Regions from separate parts of the Homo sapiens genome. Here region 1 is linked to region 2. A link is a contact called in ENCODE Hi-C or POLR2A ChIA-PET data. All regions are on one chromosome and are shown on one strand. Each heading gives the region's core, a stretch centred on a gene start or an enhancer-like site at or near the end of the contact. The rest is flanking DNA. Distances are from core to core; before and after follow the strand shown.

What was found. A loop is a pair of places that touch in the nucleus more often than their neighbours do. ChIA-PET counts read pairs that join two places held with the same protein, here RNA polymerase II (POLR2A).
Region 1: a map of CD8-positive, alpha-beta T cell shows a loop between it and region 2 (2.8-fold over the local background). The contact joins two enhancer-like sites. A Hi-C loop is called at or near these places in 4 of 168 maps with a recorded cell type or tissue (CD8-positive, alpha-beta T cell, Caco-2 and PC-3). POLR2A ChIA-PET finds 5 or more read pairs at or near these places in 7 of 52 experiments (A673, Panc1, activated CD4-positive, alpha-beta T cell and 4 more).

The regions. Positions count from the first base shown.
Region 1 is chr11:96,203,101-96,209,932 of GRCh38, reverse strand. All of the region lies in intron 1 of MAML2 (mastermind like transcriptional coactivator 2), which reads left to right. Among named protein-coding and RNA genes, the nearest start is that of MIR1260B, 130 kb to the left of the region's middle. Within about 2 kb of position 5,157, at least 3 of the 41 ENCODE cell types and tissues checked have a DNase peak (open chromatin) inside an H3K27ac peak, as active enhancers do.
Region 2 is chr11:96,133,240-96,139,399 of GRCh38, reverse strand. All of the region lies in intron 1 of MAML2 (mastermind like transcriptional coactivator 2), which reads left to right. Among named protein-coding and RNA genes, the nearest start is that of MIR1260B, 210 kb to the left of the region's middle. Within about 2 kb of position 4,644, at least 3 of the 41 ENCODE cell types and tissues checked have a DNase peak (open chromatin) inside an H3K27ac peak, as active enhancers do.

The DNA.
Region 1 (6,832 bases), core at 3,908-6,407, 70 kb before region 2:
AGTATGCCTCCAGAAATGACCACTAATATATTATTAAACTATTCTTAACTATTCCATGCATAGTGGGAGATATTGAGGTCTATTGCTTGATATAAGAAATTAAACTGTATTTCTTCTTTCTTTTCCTGCTGGAGGGTAATTTACAAAATAATCGATAGTTTCGTGGCACTGTTAAAGTGGAAATGCACTCAAAATAATTACAATTAAAGGAGCCTACAGATTTTATAATGCCCAGGTTAATTATCTTCAGAATATCTGCCCAATACAGTATGTTACAGGATACCAATAAAGAATACAATTATTTTTTTCTTGATACTTTGCTTTTTTGTTTGTTTGTTTGTTTGTTTGTTTGTTTTAGAGATGGAATTTCACTCTGTCACCCAGGCTGGAGTGCAGTGGCGCCAATCTCCGCTCACTGCAACCTCCGTCTCCCAGGTTCAAGCGATTCTTCTGCCTCAGTAGAGACAGGTTTTTACCAGGTTGGCCAGTCTGGTCTCGAACTCCTGACCTCAAGTGATCCACCTACCTCGGCCTCCTAAAGTGCTGAGATTACAGGCGTGAGCCACTGCACCCAGCCTTTCTTGATATTTGATCCCTAGAGTCCAATGCATAAGTAGATGAAGATGGAGCTGCTTTTATTATAAAATTTGAGGGATGTGAAGAAGGTACCCTTGTCCCAAAAGACTGCCCCCCCACCCCCCACCCAAAAAAAGTTACAGGTTTTCAAAGTTTTCAAGTCTTTGGTTGCTCTCTGTGAACAAGTAAATATCCCTGGGAGCACTAACCCCTTATGTCTTTTGTCACACACTTAAGTAATCAAACTGGGAAGATGACAAAAATGCAAATTCTTAGGGGTACTTCATAGATTCTGATTTGATCATTCTGGAAGGAGACTGAGAAACTGCATTTTAACAAGCACTTTGATGATTCTGATGCAGGAGGTCTTCTGGACCACATTTTGAAAACTCTTAACAGATAACTGACACATCGAGTTGTTAACAAACTGGTAAGTTACATTTCTCTAAATGTGTCCTTCATTTCCAGAAGTTGTTATTGGTTTTTATTTATGCTGTCTATTTCACTGAAGATTTTTCCATTCATATCCTGTATGATTTTTTTTTAATTTCTTTAAGTTGGACTTCACCTTTCCCTGGTGCCTCCTTGATTAGCTTAATAATTGACCTTCTGAGTTCTTTTTCTGGCAATTCAGAGATTTTGTCTTGGTTTGGATCCATTGCTGGTGAACTAGTGTTATCTTTGGGGGGTGTTAAAGAACTTTATTTTGTCATATTACCAGAATTAATAAACTAGTAAGTTAACAAACTCAAAATTCATCTCATTTAATATATCATCCAGGGTTAGCCCTGCCTTAATTCTCAGGTTTACCTGAACTTTATTACTTCAAGTATCTCTACATGAAATAAATGAAACAAGAGTTCCTCAAGTGACTGTAACAACTAAAGAAAAATACTTCTGTTTGTTTCCAAATGGTTCTTTTTTAATAGTCCCAGAAATCAATGCTGAAATGCTAAAACATTAGAGCAGAATGTACAAAACGTTCTTGAATTATATTTCATTCTTGGGTGCCAGGCACACTGGGTTTGTATCTCACAACACTGAAATAATAAAAAGCAGGTGCCCTGTCAAGTTGCTTTTGTAATTGGGAAGCTAGGAGGTGATGTATTTTGCTAAGAATTTTGACAGAATAACCCCATTGGAGGAGTCTAATGCCCTTATTATAGGCTGAATAAGATAGAGTTTGGGAGGGGACATAGTACTTGAGAATACAGTAGATGAAAAATTAGACTAATAATACTTTTTATGACTTACAGAAAATAAATCTTTTTTAAAATCACTGCAGCAAAAAATGTGGCCTGTTGCTAAGAAGAGTTTGTTCCATATGATGGAGACTCTGAGTTTGGGAGCTTAGAAAAAAACCCAGCAAGTGTGTTAGTATGGAGAAAACAGGAAGACAGCTTCCTCTCTGAATATACACCATTTCCTGGAGAGGAAGTGAGGGCTTAAAAAAAAGTTCTTTGTTGGCTCTGTAACAGAGAGGCATCTATTTAGTGATGACCGTATATGTTTACACAAGCCAGGATATAGATCTTAAAAACAGTAAAGCCTTGAAAGTGCCTTCTTTATTCGATAATGGCAAGATGCAGAGCCCTTGGATTAGTTGGTGTGATATCTGTTGTATTTTGTAATCATCACTGGTTTACTCACAGCCATGCATATACTGCCTGGACAATTTTTAAGGGACAGCAGTTATACTCCATACGGTAAAGTGGATTTCACCTCTGTTTTTCTTTTGACTGTGTTGGCATATCCTGAGGCAACCACACTATCTCACAGGCAGAGCAGCAGAGGGCCTGGGTTTTATTGCCCTGCATGCCAGAACACAGTCTCACCTAAGATGTGCATAGGTAAAAGAGGCCGCCCCAGGCAGGCAGTTATGTAGTTGCACATAATCTGTGTTGAGTTTGGCTGCTGGCTGCAATTTGTTTATAATCAACTTCATTGAAGGATGAAGCAATATCATTAAAGAGACCACAATTTACCAACTAATTTGGGGAATTGGATCTAAGATGGTACCTTACCTTGACTTTTACTGAGTGTTTAGACAGAATTTGCCCTATAACCTTTAAGAGGCTTAAAAGATGGGCCAGTGAATAATTAAAATGACATCCTTTGCAGCACAGTGTTGCCCAGCAGAAAGAGCACACAACAAAAAGCTATGCTTGGAGGACCCCAAAGCCATAGATTTCCAGATTACAATAGAGAAGTCTAACTGGTGCAGTTACAAGAAAACAAGTCCTTTTATAGAGGGCAGACTAAATCTCTTGTATGAAAACAAAAAGGGAAGCAGACTTAACATCTTTCCTTAAGTTACCTTGAAAGAATGTTATGGTTTAAATTTACTGCGTTTTTGCAGGAGGTTGGGCGATGATATTTCCCTGCCCCTTTTTTATGCTGGTAACACTTCATCGTGGTCTATATAACTTTTGTTTTTTATTTACCAAACATGATATTTTTAAAAGATTCTTCTAAAACCATTTGTTTTCCCGGTGCTCCTTTTCATACCTCTATTTTTCCAGAAATTTCCAAAGTATTTGATAAATAATAATATGGAGTTGCAGGGCTGCTCCAAAATCCATAACCAAAGCAGCTTTTATTTTCTCACATAGTTGACTTTATGTGTGGACTTTGCAGACAAGAATAAAAGAAGAAAACATCTGTACTCTTTTACTTTAGGTCTGAAAAGCACAAAATGAAATGGGTTTCCTGATGAACCTTTACTCACTGGCAGCCATTCTGGCAATTTCTATTTTTTTGAGATGGAGTCTCGCTCTTTCACCCAGGCTGCAGTGCAGTCGTACAATCTCGGCTCACTGCAACCTCCGCCTCCTGGGTTCAAGCGATTCTCCTGCCTCAGGCTCCTGAGTGGCTAGGATTACAGGTACACAACCATGCCTGGCTAATTTTGTTTTATATTTTTAGTAGAGATAGGGTTTTACCATGTTGGTCAGGCTGGTCTCAAACTCCTGACTTCGTGATCTGCCCGCCTCGGCCTCCCAAAGTGCTGGGATTACAGGCATGAGCCACCGCACCCGCCTATCCGGCAATTTCAATATCTCTGCAATTATAAACACTTTTCAGCAGAATTGTTTACTTTCTCTTGTATTACTGATACTCACCCCAAATATTCATGTTGCATAAAGAAACTCATTTTTGATAACATATAAGCTATACTTATTTTCCATGTTCACAAAGCATTTTGAAAAGATCAAGGAATTATTTCTAGATAACACATAAAAACTTCTATTGCTTAACCTTCTCAATAATTAAAAAAAAAAAAGAGTCAATCAAAACTGAAATTAAGAAAGCTTTTAGAACCAGAAAGTTCATATAAGGCATCATTTTTACCAAAGACATCAGTTTTTCCTTAGGCACAAAAGTAAACTTTGTTTCTTCTTAAACGTGTAAAAATTTGCATGGACAACATGAGCAAAACACCTGAAAGTTTGAAAACAAAGTGCAGAAACAAACCTCAATGCTCAACTGTATTAGCTGTAAGCCAGACGGGAATCTTTCCAAAGGAGCAACAAAGAAGGTAGGGATGGATGAAGGAAGACACATCTTTGACCTTTGAGAGGAAAGAAAAGAAAAGGGTTCCGATGGCCAGGCAACCTCCAGCCATCAGTCCCATCAGTTAGAAGAGCAGAAGGCAGCTCATCAGAAGCAGCGACATTTGGGCTACTGCAAGAGCAATTATTTTGCTTGCCAAGTCAATTCAGCCTGTGAGCTACATAGGCTCTAGTTTAAGCAACATGAATCATACAACTGCTCTCATTATCATGTTTGAAGGTGTCCCTTCACAAGCCTGCTGTTTTACCACACAGTACTGGTCTGCCTAAAAAACAGTAAAATTGAATTAAACTTAGCCCGAGCCTCTTGAAGGCAGTGACTATGTCATATTTATATTTGTACCCCAAGTGCAGTGCCTGAAATGTGTTAGACATTAGATGCTAAATGCATGATGCTAAATGCATGTTGGATGATTAAACAAGTATAGAGCATCTGCAATATACCAGGCATCATGTTAAGGCCCGGGGATGGTCCCTGGGAGTTCACTCACAGTCTTGTAGAAATGAGTAAATGAATATATTGGTAAGTTTGCTGCATTCAAGTAGACTGAATAATTGTTACTAACAAAACAAGGAATGGCAACAATTAGGTCACTACAGTAATTGCTCAAAGCACAATTAACAGACTGGAGCATTCAATTATGTGGCAACCATATGGTTATGCATTTCACCATGTTGACATCATACTGTAAAATTCACACATTATATGAAAAGAAATTACGCCAGGAAAGTACAGGCTACCACAAAGTAAAGTGAAAAACACATTACTGAAATTTACTGCTAAGCAACAGATATAGGACTCTGAGCTTTCGATTCTTAAGAAGTTCACTGATGCCAATTTCAAGAGGCCCTCCGATCAATGTAATAAGAATGAAGGATAAAGAGAAATGAAATGTAGTAGAGCAATGATGAGAGGAGAAAGGCAACTAATTTAATTTAGGTGCACCTAAAATTACATCGAAAACATGTTACACCTTCAAGATTCACCTTGGCAGAAAGCCAGGAAACCTGAGTCCTTGTCCTCTCTCTCTGCTACTAAGTGGCTGTATGAACTTAAGCAGATTCCTTCAACATAATGTGACTGCAATGCGCTATTTCTGATATAAATTGTGGTTTAAAAAAACAAAAACAAAAACTCTTGGAGTCTTTGGTGAGACCTCTTAATGCATATGCTTTTATCTATGTAAATATATCAGAATTATAGGCCCATAAATCAGTGACCTCTTTATTATCTTGAATACAATTAACCTGATCTTACTGGTAAAGGCTGTGTGTCAGCAATTCCCTAGTAATGTCCCTTTCCAAAGGATAGCTCTTTCTCAACCCTCTTTGTTTTCACAACACTTTTGCAAATTTCTGTTACAGAACTTGCCTGAATCAATGCACATTACTTAGTCTGTTTGTAAGTCTGTCATCTACGCTAGGCTCTGAATTATTGAGGGCAGACACAATGACCTACTCTTCTTTTAGCGTCCTTCCATAGTACAGGGGTTGGCGCGTAGTAGGTGCTCAATAAATATTGAATGACTATTTAATTAACTTGGGTGGGCAATAGTATATGTGGTGCATGTCACATGTCTTCCATTTGCCCCTCCAAGTGCACCTACACCCTTTTGTCCCTGCTGGTCAGAAGGCCCATGCTTCCTTTCAAGGCAGCCTGCCCCACAGGACTCTCTCTCCTCAGTTCCAGAAACCTCTCCCTCCCTCAGTCCTTCAGGCCTAGGGATGCTGACAGCATCTCTGTAGTTAGCCCTGGGTTCCCGCTGTATCCCTGGAGATTCCCCCACACCCTATTTACACCTGGATAATTAGTCCTTAACCCCTTCATGAATTATCCTAAGTCAAGTGCACCATCTATTTCCTGTGAGAGCACTCACTAATACAGTAGATTAGAAAGGAGAAAGATTTCTGTTTAAAATGTGTTTTTGCACTCATATTATTGAGAATAACCGCACTGAATTTTTTGAAAACATTTAACAAATAGATCCTTGGGTAGGCTAAATATTTTCATGCATGGCTGACCTGCACTGATTCACTCATTCCAAAGTATGTTACAGATTCATTTCCGTTTCTACACCATATATGTATTTTGCATTTGAATTAGTAAGTATGTTCATGTTTGGTCATTTGTGTTTAAGTGTATTTCTCTGTGACTTGCGACTTCTTGCATTAGAATATAAGTGCCTCAAGAGAAAGGATACTATGTTTTTCTTTTACTTTTTTTTGTAAAGGCTTGCTCCTAGCAGCTTGCCGGCTGACTTATATCTAAAAAAACTAAATAAAATTTGTTAATTATGAATACAGCTTAATAAATGTACAGCCAGATCTGACAACAAACATTTTGCACATTTTTAAGGCATAATCTGATAGGACTTGTTGCATTCTTTTCCAGAGCCAGCAATTCTTAAGGAAGTGAAATACCTAGTCAATTGGTGTATTCATGGTGCAATTATTTGAAAAATCATTAAAATATCTGTTCTTTAGAGAATGTTAAACATATTAATTCAGGTAATTGTCCAGATATGCTGTGCCTTTGTCACTGATGTGTAAACACCATGAAGTCAGCAACTTTTTCTGTTTTGCATATGTCTGAATGCCCAGTGCCTAAAACACAGCCTGGCATCTATAAGGTATTCAATAGGTATTTGTTGATTAAATGAATATATGGAGGCTTGGTTATATTA
Region 2 (6,160 bases), core at 3,395-5,894:
GTTCACGCCATTCTCCTGCCTCAGCCTCCCCAGTAGCTGGGGCTACAGGCGCCCGCCACCACGCCCGGCTAATTTTTTGTATTTTTAGTAGAGACAGGGTTACACTGTGTTAGCCAGGATGGTCTCGATCTCCTGACCTCGTGATCTGCCCGCCTCGGCCTCCCACAGTGCTGGGATTACAGGTGTGAGCCACCACTGTCTTTTTTCAGTGGTGAGTGATAGGCCTAATGTATCTGATCGCTGTACAAAGTTGTATTAGGAAAGCTGATTTGGTTTGTGGAACATTACCAATATATATATGGAAAAAGGTTTTATTACCACATGGTTCTGGCATATCTTCCTTGTAAGGTATTGTAAGTATCAAATGACAAGGGAGTTCTGGAATTTACTACATGAGAAAGTATAACTAGTGACTTTTCATATTTTTGGAAGACTAAAGAAAAATTAAATTTTAGAATGGGTTGTGAAATCTCTTTCTTACCAGCATTTTATGGTAGAAGACAAGCATCTGCCCTCAAGTTTTAGAAAACTGGTCTATATAAAAGTAAGGGACTCAGCCAGATAAATCAAGCACCCTAGGACAATACAAAGTTGTCAGGAGGATTCCCAGGTTCTGGGGATCATAGAAACTCACCGATCTCTACCTGGAAAGCTTTTTGGGGCCTTCCTGGACTATGTCTCGGAGGTGCTTCCTGCTCAGGCATTTCCAAGTGAGGATGCATTATCAAACCCAGTCCCTGGTGGTTTACCCGGCAATCATTATTCACCAACCCCCCCATCTTTCTTACCCTCTCTGAATGCTGGCTGACCACTTGGGGGTAAGGAAAACAGGAAGAGTGCAATAAGATCGCCCATTAGCAGCCATTAGGAGTTCAACATTCATATCTCAGCAGTCACTGGAATAGATTTTTCATAAATTTCCTGAGCACCCTTGTGGAACACAATATAAGAGGCAGCCATTTTGCTCCCTCTTTTACAGATGGCATAAATAACTTCCTTTGGCCACAAAGCTTCAGAGTTAGGAGCTATACAAAGATCTCCTAGGCAAGGGGCAGTAATATGAGCTCAGGTGGCGGTCAGGTGGCTGTCTGGAAATCAGTACTTGAAGAGGGAGACAAAGGAATAGCTTTCAGGGATTCAGCCAACAAACACAGGTATCAGCATGGACGACAGGAAAGTATATTTTTCTTCATTTTTTGGCATTCCACCTTGCTTCATGTCACCATTTTTGGGTGTTCAAATCTTTGATTACAAAAGGAGGATCTTGAGGTATACAAAAAACCGGAATCCTGTGTTCTTATTAGCCTAAATATGTGAAGGACTTCTTTTGGCCCTAATAACGCCAAGTTAGCTAACATTTACCACAGTCATTTTTTAATCATTTGGTTCAAAATAGGAATGACAGAGGCCAAAAAGCCTACCAGTTATAAAGACATTGTTCTTGATGGATACAGGAATATTGTGGGGAAAAGGATGGAAAGGGGGAATTATTTCACTGAAAGAGACTACCCTTTCATATAATTAGCACATAAAAAAGATTGTTAAAAAATAACAGTCTTAGGAACCAAGTATTAAAGATCAATATATTTAATAATTTTCAGGTTTAATGCAATTATAAAATTCTAATTTTCTAATAATAATATTCATTATCCAAGTGATTAATATTAACCATAAACACCCACAGTTTCTTCTGTCTCCCCTGCCCACCGTCTTTCAGACACACTCACACAGTGTATGTGTAGTATATTAAAATGGAGACTGAATGGTCAATGAGTTTGTGGACAATACCATACTTGTTATTCTTTTTCCATCTGAAAGGCAAGAAACAAAGGAATTCCAAAGCTTAGATCATGTGAGGAAACTCTTTCTGGCTCCCAGTACATGTGTTGTCCAGTTCTTAAAATGCACAGGCTAAAGCAAACTTAAACTCTTATTCAAAGTCTTTGTTGAAGAGACAAAGGAATTGGGTTTTCCCTAAAGATTTTTCTAAACTAGTCAGATTTGCTTCTTTTGATCCAGGCGTGTAAGAGACAGTAAGAGAAATTTAGTCTTGGGAATCACTATTTTAAACAAAGGCCAAAAACAGTGGTGTCTATTTTTAAAGCCTCCTCATTTCTCCCCAGAACCAAGTGCAAGGTAATTTGAATTCGGTTTCCAGTCAATATGGTTAACCTGATTTCACTCTACAATTTAGCAGTCTGTTCTTTATACTTGATTTCTATGATATTAAGTGCATGCAACATTTCCTTCCCTTTTAACCCGGTTTCCACTTACAGTTTTCTGTGTATTTGAGATCTGTTTGGTGGCCTGCCTGAACTCATGGAAAATTGACGACACTGAAAGAGAATTGTTGTAGTTAAGCTTCCCTGATGGCATTTTTTAAAAAACAACAGTGGAAAAAAATAACAAGGCACTAGTCAGATGTGATTTTTGGCAGATACTTCACTCAAAGTGCTCAGGGCATCCCCAGAAATTATAACCCCTCAAAGATGTTCAGGGTACAGTAAATAAAGCAAGATACAATTATTTTAATGTTCATCCTATTGATTCAGTTCTCTTCTCTGCAAGGTCTTAGTAACAGGGATTTTGATCTAAGTGAAAGGTCAGCTTTGAAGTAAGTGTAAAGTTATTTACAGGAAATGAAGCAAAAAGTGGGCTTTCATGCATTTTGAAATTTCTTTATTATTGAGGAGAAAATGAACTGTGTCATCAGCTGAAAGAAAAACAGATGCCTAACTTCTCATATTAAAGTTAAATAAATACCTACCATACTAGAAGTATGCTATTAGCTCTGAAATTTGAAATTCACCATGGTCTGTTTTCCCCAACTTTGGATGTGAAAGCAGGAAATAAACAACTGTGAATTAAGGCTCTAAGTAACTATGTAGCAGTTGTAGTTTGGGGGGTGGGGGAAGACTGCCAACATGAGATAATCATGGTGGGGTTTTCTTTCCAATATGGGATGCTAAATAGACATTTGTGATAACTACATAATCAACAACATCTTTAAATATTTAATTTCTTGTCAGTTGTTATCTTAATTGACTTCAACTCATATGTATGTATGTGTGTATGTATTACATATATACATATAACTACATCTGTCAGAGGGAAGTGGCAAATTGAAGCAATTATGCGGCTCATTCTGCAAAGAAAAAAAAGGAAGAGGAGAAAACTGATGGTAAGTGGGAAAAGTTTAGATAATTGTGACTTACTGTATAGATTTATATTTAGATATAACCTGGACTTCTTCAAATAATTTATGTCTACCTATAGTCTTGGATTTCTTCATACTCTAGATCAAAACGTTGATTCCTAGATGTGTTTACATATCACGTATAATTGAGTTCACTGGCACCTCAGTGCAGGTCGGCTTGGTGCCATGCTGGTTTTCACTTAATGGGATTAGTTACTAAAGTTTAGTTCAAAATTAATTCATTTCAACAAAAATCTATTAAGTATCTACTGTGTCCCAAGCTCTTAGCTGGGTGCAAGGAGTCCACAGTTAATTTCAATATAATTTTTTTTTTTTTTTTTGAGATGGTGTCTCACTCTGTTGCCCAGGCTGGAGTGTAGTGGCATGATCTTGGCTCACTGCAACCTCCACCTCCCAGGTTCAGAGATGTATGTCACTATTAGGAATTAAGAATGCAGCCTTGAGCAGCGAGCCAGAAGAATCACTCCTCTAAAGATAGGAAAAAAATGCCAATTTTTAGGAAATAAAGCTACACAAATTGTAAGAAAAAGCTGACCTTTACTGTAAGTAATTATTCAGTTTTGTTTCATTCAGTTATCTATTTCCAGCACAAAAATACTATAAAATCATTACCACGGTTTAAAAAAAAAAAAAAAAAGCCTTGGATTGGGACCTCTCTTCTGCCACCTACTAGCTGAGTGAACTTTAAAAACTTAACATCTCTAAGTATCAGCTTCTTCCTCTGTAAAAGTGTAATAATAAGAAGAAATATCAGGCCTAACTGATAGGCCTGGTGTGAGGATGAAATGAGATAATGTATTGTCTTAGTCCGTTTTGTGTTGCTATAACAGAATACCTGAGACTGGGTAATTTATTAAGAATGAAGATTTATTTCTCACAGTTTTGGAGACTGGGAAGTCCAAGGGGCTGGCATCTTGTAAGGTGCCATCTTGCTGTGTCATACCGTGGTAGAAGATGGAAAGGCAAGAGATAAAGGGGGAACAGAGACAAAGTTATTATTTTATTAGGAACCCACGCCCATGATAACTAACTCACTCTCACAATAACAGCATTAACTCATTCATGAGGACTGTGCCTAATCACCTCTTAATGGTTTCACCTCTCAACACTTGCTTTGGGGATTAAGTTTCCAACACATGAACTTTGTGGGGCACATTCAAACCATAGCATGTTGCTAGTGCAATACCAGGCATTGGGTAAATGCTCAATATGTGTCCACTGTTATTATCATCCCTACTTCTGCTATAGCTGGGCAATCTAATGAACTGCAGAAGCTCTGGATGTAATGCCCTACACATGCCTGCAACTCGACTTTTAGAAGGAGAGTTTGGTTTATTCTCCTAATACATGATAGAGTAGCAAATGAGGAAATAGCAGTCAGTGGTATTTATGACTTTCCATGGTAACCATTTCTGTTTACCCCTCTTAGCTTGAGGAAATAAAAGCAATACTGGCTGGATTAGTTGAAACATGCCACTTACTTTTTACCACAATGTGGTAAGTAAAAGTAGAGAATATTATTATAAAATTTCTATGTATCAAGTAGCTGGACATGTTGAATAGAATTTGAAGGAAAGAAGTATAGACTAATTTACATACAGCAAAACTTCTTTGACTCTTTTTATTTCAGTATAGTATTTGAACAAGAGTTTGACTGCCTTCAAATATATGGGAAGCATGATCTTCTAAACAAATAAATAATCCCAGAATCCTGAAGTACTCACTAATGTTGTATAAGGAGGAAAGCACTAGAATCAGAGACATTTGATATCTTGCCTTAATTCATTAAAAATGCATCAAAAATGTATTATGTGCAAGGACTATTCCAGGCATTGGGGTACAATGAGGAATAAAGCAGGTGTGGTGCCTGCTTACCTGGAACTTTAGTAGTGGTGAGTAACACAATAGGTGAGAAACACAGTAAACAAGTAAACAAAGTAGTTTGTATTTATTTTGTAATAAGGACTTTAAAGGAAAAAATAGAGTCCTGTGTCCTGCCACTTAGCTGTATAATCTTCAGTAAGTCATATTCAGAGACTAATAGAATGTAAAGAAGTCTTAGAGAACCATTACAAAGACCTTATGAGCTATAAAGCACTAAACAACTACAAAGAATAATTGTCAGCAATGTCTAATTATAAACTGTTCTTTCTTTCTTTTTTCTGTTTTCTTTTTTTTTTCTTTTCAATGAGGCAGGGTCTTGCTCCGTTGCTCAGGCTGGAGTGCAGTGGCATGATCTCAGCTTACTGCAACCTCTGCCTCCTGGGCTCAAGTGATACTCCCACCTCAGCCTCTTGAGTAGCTGGGACTAGAGGCACATGCCATCACGCCCAGCTAATTTTTGTATTTTTTGTAGAGACAGGGTTTCACCATGTTGCCCAGGTTGGTCTCAAACTCCTGGGCTCAAGCAATCTGCCTGCCTCAGCCTCCCAAAGTGCTGGGATTATAGGCATGAGCCCCCATGCCTGGCCTATAAACCATTCTTATCTGGTAATATACACAGCCTTTAAAGGTTTCTATTGTATTCTCATACTCCTCATCTGAAGTACAAATATGTTTCTTAAAAACATAAAATATATTTCAATTAATATTCCATATTTTAATATTTTTATTTTCTTAAACTGTTTTTCTGCCAAGTCGATTGACCAAGAGAAGGCTGAATGTTCACACAGGTCTTTCATAGGGAAAATAATCCAGGTGTGTAATGACTGTATACGGGCTACCACTCCCATGCATGAAGACATGTAAATGGCTGAAAAATAGCAGATCTGGGTGCTTGCGAAATTTTAAAATCGATAAGAAAATGATAATAATGACTAATAAAAAATGATAAGAAAATGTAATATATTTTACTTTGCTTACCGATCTACATTCTCCCAAATGGCATTCAACAAAAATTGAAATCAGAATATAGGTTGCAGAACACTGACACAGGAATATATT